Regions from separate parts of the Homo sapiens genome. Here region 1 is linked to region 2. Evidence: read pairs that join two places in POLR2A ChIA-PET (ENCODE). Cell type or tissue: OCI-LY7. All regions are shown on one strand. Links, peaks and the distances in the headings refer to the core of each region. The heading gives the core; the rest is flanking DNA. Region 1 overlaps LRRK1 (leucine rich repeat kinase 1). Region 2 overlaps LRRK1 (leucine rich repeat kinase 1).

Evidence for each region. Peaks named below come from ENCODE experiments on the same cell type or tissue, not always from the same donor. Only the 100,000 strongest peaks of a DNase experiment are listed, where the experiment ranks them.
Region 1: POLR2A ChIA-PET joins it to region 2 with 6 read pairs; 9 of 35 experiments call an interaction of 5 or more read pairs at or near these places.

The regions. Positions count from the first base shown.
Region 1 is chr15:100,928,272-100,931,180 of GRCh38, forward strand. The region is part of intron 2 of LRRK1 (leucine rich repeat kinase 1); the gene reads left to right. Among named protein-coding and RNA genes, the nearest start is that of LRRK1, 10 kb to the left of the region's middle. RefSeq lists an enhancer at 1,047-2,000. In OCI-LY7, for the core only: no CTCF peak of the experiment used is centred there; DNase peaks (open chromatin) are centred at 740, 1,670 and 2,414; H3K4me3 peaks cover 2,500 bases; H3K27ac peaks cover 2,500 bases.
Region 2 is chr15:100,983,219-100,986,127 of GRCh38, forward strand. LRRK1 (leucine rich repeat kinase 1) reads left to right here. Exons shown (of 34, transcript NM_024652.6): 4 at 310-481. Among named protein-coding and RNA genes, the nearest start is that of LRRK1, 65 kb to the left of the region's middle. In OCI-LY7, for the core only: no CTCF peak of the experiment used is centred there; no DNase peak of the experiment used is centred there.

The DNA.
Region 1 (2,909 bases), core at 195-2,694, 55 kb before region 2:
CTGGAATAAATGCGGAATACTTGACTTACTATGACTGCAGCTGATCCCCCCGCAGGACTCACCCTCTGCACATGTCCCCAGAGCCTAAGCTGGATTTGTCCCATCCCACCTTCTCCTAGACTTCCTGGGATGATAGGGAGCCCTGTTTCCCCTCTCCCACCCCCCAAATCCACCAGCCTCACTCAGGGAACACTGTTCAGGCCTAATTTCCAGCTCCGGCTGAGAAAAGTTGGCCGCCAGAAGGAAAACTAACGACACTCAAAATTATGTAGGGACAGCTTTCTCATGCTTTAAAAATCCTTGGAAGATAACGTGATTGAAAACGACGACGTTCTTATTATACTTCCACGTGTGCGTTAGAAAAAGACCCACACTTTAAAAAAGAGTGTCTACTCTTGGGTGTTGGGGTAATGGTATTTTTAATTTTTTATTTGTGTACTAGGCACGCCTTTTCACACCCCCTACCTGTTGTGACTTGCGTGACCTCAGCTCATGTTTGTTTACAATGGTTAATCCTTTCAAAGCCCCTGGATGTGGGGGGCTTTGCCCAGCTGGTGTGAGGCTGGGGTCTGTGTGTGTCTGCCCTGCCGTGCGGCCCGCTGTGTGTTTGTGCAACACAATTGTGTCCCAGGAAGGTGTGTGACAATCTCAACCTCATTAGCACCAGCAGCAGTCAGCTCGCCTGCGGTGCAAGAGGAATGGTTGGAAAGCTTTGATGGGCGTAGAGTTTGCCAGCTGACAGAGCAGCTGTCAATGAGATGCTGGGCATGGGCTGCAGGACGCGCATTACTTTGACAAACATGTCATTAGATGTTCATTCTTCTGAGTATGTCTGACACCAGCCAGAGTGGAAAAACCAGTCCCGCCAGCCAAGGAGAGCTGTCCTGGAAAGTAGAGAAGTCAGGAAACTTCCACATAATTCAGGTGGAGAATACTTGGGAAGACTTCTGGATTGCGGAGGGTGGGTGGAACTTGAGCAGACATCACCCAGGCAGTGGCTCGCCCCCCCAGCTCTCTGTGAGTGGCCGTCGCTTCGGTCCTGAAAGCCCTGCCACAGTCACACACCTCTCAGAGCACTGCCCACCACCGGACCCAGCATGGACCAAAGGAGGAGAAGGAACATTCCAGAAGTTCTTCAAATCCCAGGTTGTTTCATGGCTACTTCCAATGTCTTGTTTTTTTCTCCTTTGGCTTTTGCGAATCTGTATTTGAAATACAACTCCTTAATATAGGAGCTAAGAGGTTTGCTCAAGTAGGGTCTCTTCCTGCCTTCCAGAAATAGAACTAGGAAATAGATCAAATTAGGAAGAGCCTCTAGGGTGGCAGCCAGCCTTCTTGTCAGGCCACAGCAGGAAAGTCTACGAGGGACAGATCCCCAGTGATGAGCCAGCCCACATCTCTGACCTGTTCCTCCTGTTGGATTCCTGCCTGAACGTGCTGGGCTGTGTTCACACCGTGAGAGCCACAGGAAACAGGGCAGGCAGGGCCTTGCAGGGAAGGAGATTCCAGCCTGGCTGCAGGAGTTCACCAGCCCCTCCAGGGAGCACAGCCACGTCTGGTCAGGAATCTTTTAATGAGTGAGGAGAAGGACAGGGAAGCTGATTGGTGGCCCAGGTGGCAGGCGAGGTGGCTGTGTGCGTCCATCCATGCAGGTGGCAGTTAGCACAGCTGTGCTTCATGCTTACAAAGCAGAGGCCAGCTACAGATGCTCCAGGCCCTTGATGAGCCTTTGAACATTCGTTTTAACCTGAGGCTTAGATCTTCTCCTGGTTACTTGTCTGGAATGTGCTTGCTTACTTCTAGCAATGGGGAGCTGACTCCCTAGCAAACAACGCCAGCCTTTCTGTGGGCAGCTCTGGTAGGAAGTGGATGCTGTGGGGCTCTCTTTGCACCAGGCTTTATTCATTTAGACAGATCGGAATCCCTTAACCCATTTCTTGGAGTCACTAAAAGCAGATGTGTTGCCCTCCCTGCAGATTCCTTTTTAGGCTGAGTAAGCCATCCCACGGACAGGCCGCCGGCAACTTTACACGTTCCGCTTGGATATCCAAGAGTTTTTTGACTTCTCAGTCTGTCTGTGGGCTAATTATTAGGCCATACACACCTGGGTCCACAGGGAGAGCTGCCCCTACCTGCTTCCCCACCCTGCCGTGGACCGGCTTTCAGGAGCACCCCCACTGATCCACCCCATCCTAGGTGGCCCAAGCCTGAATGTGGTAGCTCACCAGAGCCCCAGTCCTCACCCCCTCCCTGGCCTCCCCCACCCCACACTTGCTCCTGACTTGGCCTCCTTTATGTGGGGTGTGCAGGGCAGCCCTATCTGGTGGCCTCTGTGCTTGCTAGGGAGCAGCCCAGGCTCACTTGGCATGCATTCAGCCACCAAGAGAGAAGATTTTCTTACCAGCCATCTGCCCTGGCCCCCATGAAGAGATCAGTAGCCTGAGAGCAGGGAGATGTCCATGTGGGCCTCCCCAGGCCCCTGTGCAGAGCGACAAGGATTTTCACCCCTCCTGGTTTGCCTGAGTCAGACTTTGAAGGAGCCATCACTAGGGATTTTTATGAAATTCTTTAGTTCTCTGGGAATGGAGCCCTCCCACCACTCCCAATGCCATGTAAGTCTAAACTTGAGTGTGTGAATTGCACGCACATTTTTGGAAAGTTTGATGAATGAAAATAAGAAGCTGCTATTATTCTTTGGAAGTCCCAATTCTGAGTCCCTTCACTATTCAGGCCACCCTTGGGTTCAGTTTGTCCAGATTCCACTTAGCCATCTTGCTACTTATTGGGTGACATTTGTCATAAAAAAGAAACGAGAAAACCGAACAGAAACACATATCTCAAGCAATAGAGTCCTTCCTGAGCTCATCACCCCCATGCTGCACAAAGAAGCACACATTAATCAGAACTTG
Region 2 (2,909 bases), core at 311-2,810:
AATGTTAATATTATTTAACATGAATATATTAAAATCATTGTTTCAACATGTAATCAACATAAATTATTGATGAGCTAGCTTACCCTTTCTGTACTAGGTCTTTGAATTCACGTGTGATTTTATACTCTCCACCTCTCACTTCTGAGGAGCCACATTTCAAGTGCTGCCCAGTCACACTTGGCAGGTGCTGCCGTTCTGGACAACACAACTCCAGTCCTGCTCCGGGACCTGGTGAAGGGTTTAACGTCAGTTGTCTTGGCAGTTCCTAATAGAGCCAGTCTCACTGGAGCCCTGTTCTGTTTTGACCAGGGCCAGCTTCTGAGCATCCCGGCAGCCTATGGGGATCTGGAGATGGTCCGCTACCTACTCAGCAAGAGACTGGTGGAGCTGCCCACCGAGCCCACGGATGACAACCCAGCCGTGGTGGCAGCGTATTTTGGACACACGGCAGTTGTGCAGGAATTGCTTGAGTCCTTACCAGGTAAATCACAGGGCATGAGCTCTTAACCGTGTCTCAGGGCACCCTCTTCTTAGGCTTCACCCCAAAATGTTTACTTCTTCATGCTTTCACCAATAATGAGATCAAGAAATACAGGGTAGGCCATTGACACCCAAACAAAGTGAAGCTTGCCTGCCAGCCACATTCCACCTCTCACTCCCATGAACTCATAAGGGAAATTCTCAAACACCATATTTCATAAAGAATGTAATTAACATTGCTTTTTAAAAAAATAATTAATAGACCTTGGTCTTTTTAGAGAAGTTTTAGATTTATGGAAAAAATCAATTGGAATGTACGGAGTTCCAGAATTAATGATTTGGAGGTATGTTAACAGAAAACAGGTGATCGCTAAATCACTTACACAAGAATATCTAGGTAAGAGAGACAGTAATCATGCTAGTAACTTCTATTGAGATGGGGACGCATCAGTCTCAGGAGGCAGGTGCTATATTTCAGAACCATGGTTTTAAGATGACGAAAACAAAGCTCAGAGAGGTGACCCTCCACTGTGCGCCCTCCACATGGTTTTCCCTATAACTCTGTTTTGTGTTAGTGTGGGACATTTGTGACAACTGATCAACTAATATTGATACCTTCTTACTAACTAAAGTCCATCGCTTACGTTGCAATTCATTCTTGCTGTTGTATATCCCATCGGTTTTGACAAATGGATAATGACACGTGTCCATCATGACAGTATTACATAGAGCAGTTTCACTGCCCTAAAAATCCTCTGTGCTCCACCCCTCCCCTGGCCCCATCCCTCCCTCCCTCCCTCCCTCCCCTGGCCCCTGGCAACTACTGATCTTTTTTACTATCTTTGCCTTTTCCAGAACATCGCTCTAGTTGGAATCCCACAGTCTGTAGCCGTTTCAAACTCACTTCTTTCCCATAGCGATATGCATTTAAGGTTTCTCCATGCCTTTTTGTGACTTGATAGCTCATTTCTTTTAATGGCTGAATAATATTCCATTGTATTGGTGTACCACACTATGTTGCTTTTGTAGGAACTATTTTTTTCTCTGGTGAACTCAAGATGTCCTGGTCTCCTGTAATTTCCCGTGGTGGTCTTGGCTCAGAAACACTGCACCAGTCTAGGCAGGCATCGCTACAGCTATAGGGTGAGGCACACCCTAGCCATGGTCTTTGGGATTTGAGATTTTGCTTGGGAGCCAGGGCCCACCTCTTGGGTGGGAGAACATGCAGTCACCCAGGGCCCTGCACCTAGAAGGGCCCACGTTACGTTTAATACTCTGTACTCACTATCTTAAAATGTTTCATGATTTTTAAACAAGAAGCCCCATTCTTTTCATTTTGCATTGGGCCTCACCCCTTATATAGTGGTCTTGTTTGAGGGTTTCCAGCTGTGGGCTTTGATAGATCTGTGCTCAGCGTTGGTTCCAAGCTAGTGTTCCCCTCATGTGTCTGAACAGAATGAGGTTATGGGCAGAAATCAGGGCAATTTTAGGGCCCATGAGAAGCATACTAAGACAAGACATAGGAGGGCAGAGAGGAGCTTGGGTGCTCCTGAGGAGCCAAAGGCTGACCTGCCTCTTCTCGGGGAGCCCCAAGATTAGCTCTGTTCTAGCCCTGAAGAGTCTGCACCAGCTGACTCCGTCACCTAATGTTAGCTAATATTTATTGAATACTGTCAAGTGCTGAAAACTGTGTAGAACGTGAGAGACAGATAATTTTTTTAAAGATTTTCCCAGCCATTTAGTACCTCCTGGCCAAGCAGGGGAAATTGAGGCAGAAAGGAGTAACACTGTGCAATGTAACTACACTGAGGTTGAAGTATTTTTACGCAGAGGTCTGGGAGCACACATCAGGGGGCAGGGTAGGGTCTCCGAAGGGAGGCTGACATCTGACCTGGGCTTTGCAGAGTGAATAGGAGTTTACTTGGCAGACAAGTGAAGGAAGGACTTGGGTTGCCTGCTTTTGCAGAGCAGGAAGTGTGGCTGAACCTCGTCATGGTTTTCAACTGCTCCCAGGAGCATCGTATCTTCAGCTCAACTCTGAGCAAAGCTGCTGAGGACTGAAGGATTTCAGACCATTGTGGTGGGCTTTGCAGAAAGTGCAGAGATGGGCAAAACAGTGTGTACCCATCCCTGCACTTCCTGCAAAGGAGTTCCCAAGCTGGAAGGGAAGTCAGCCATGGTCAGGAGTAAGTCAAGACAAGAAGACAAACAAGAGTCAGGCTGGACATGCTGGCTCATGCCTGTAATCCCAACAATTTGGGAGGCCAAGGCAAGAGGATCACTTGAGCCCAGGATTTCATGACCAGCCTGGGTAACATAGTGAGACCCTGTATCTACAAAAAAAAAAAAAAATTTAAATTAACCAGGCATGGTGGCACATGCCTATATTCCCAGGTACTTGGGAGGGTGAAGTGGGAGAATGGCTTAAG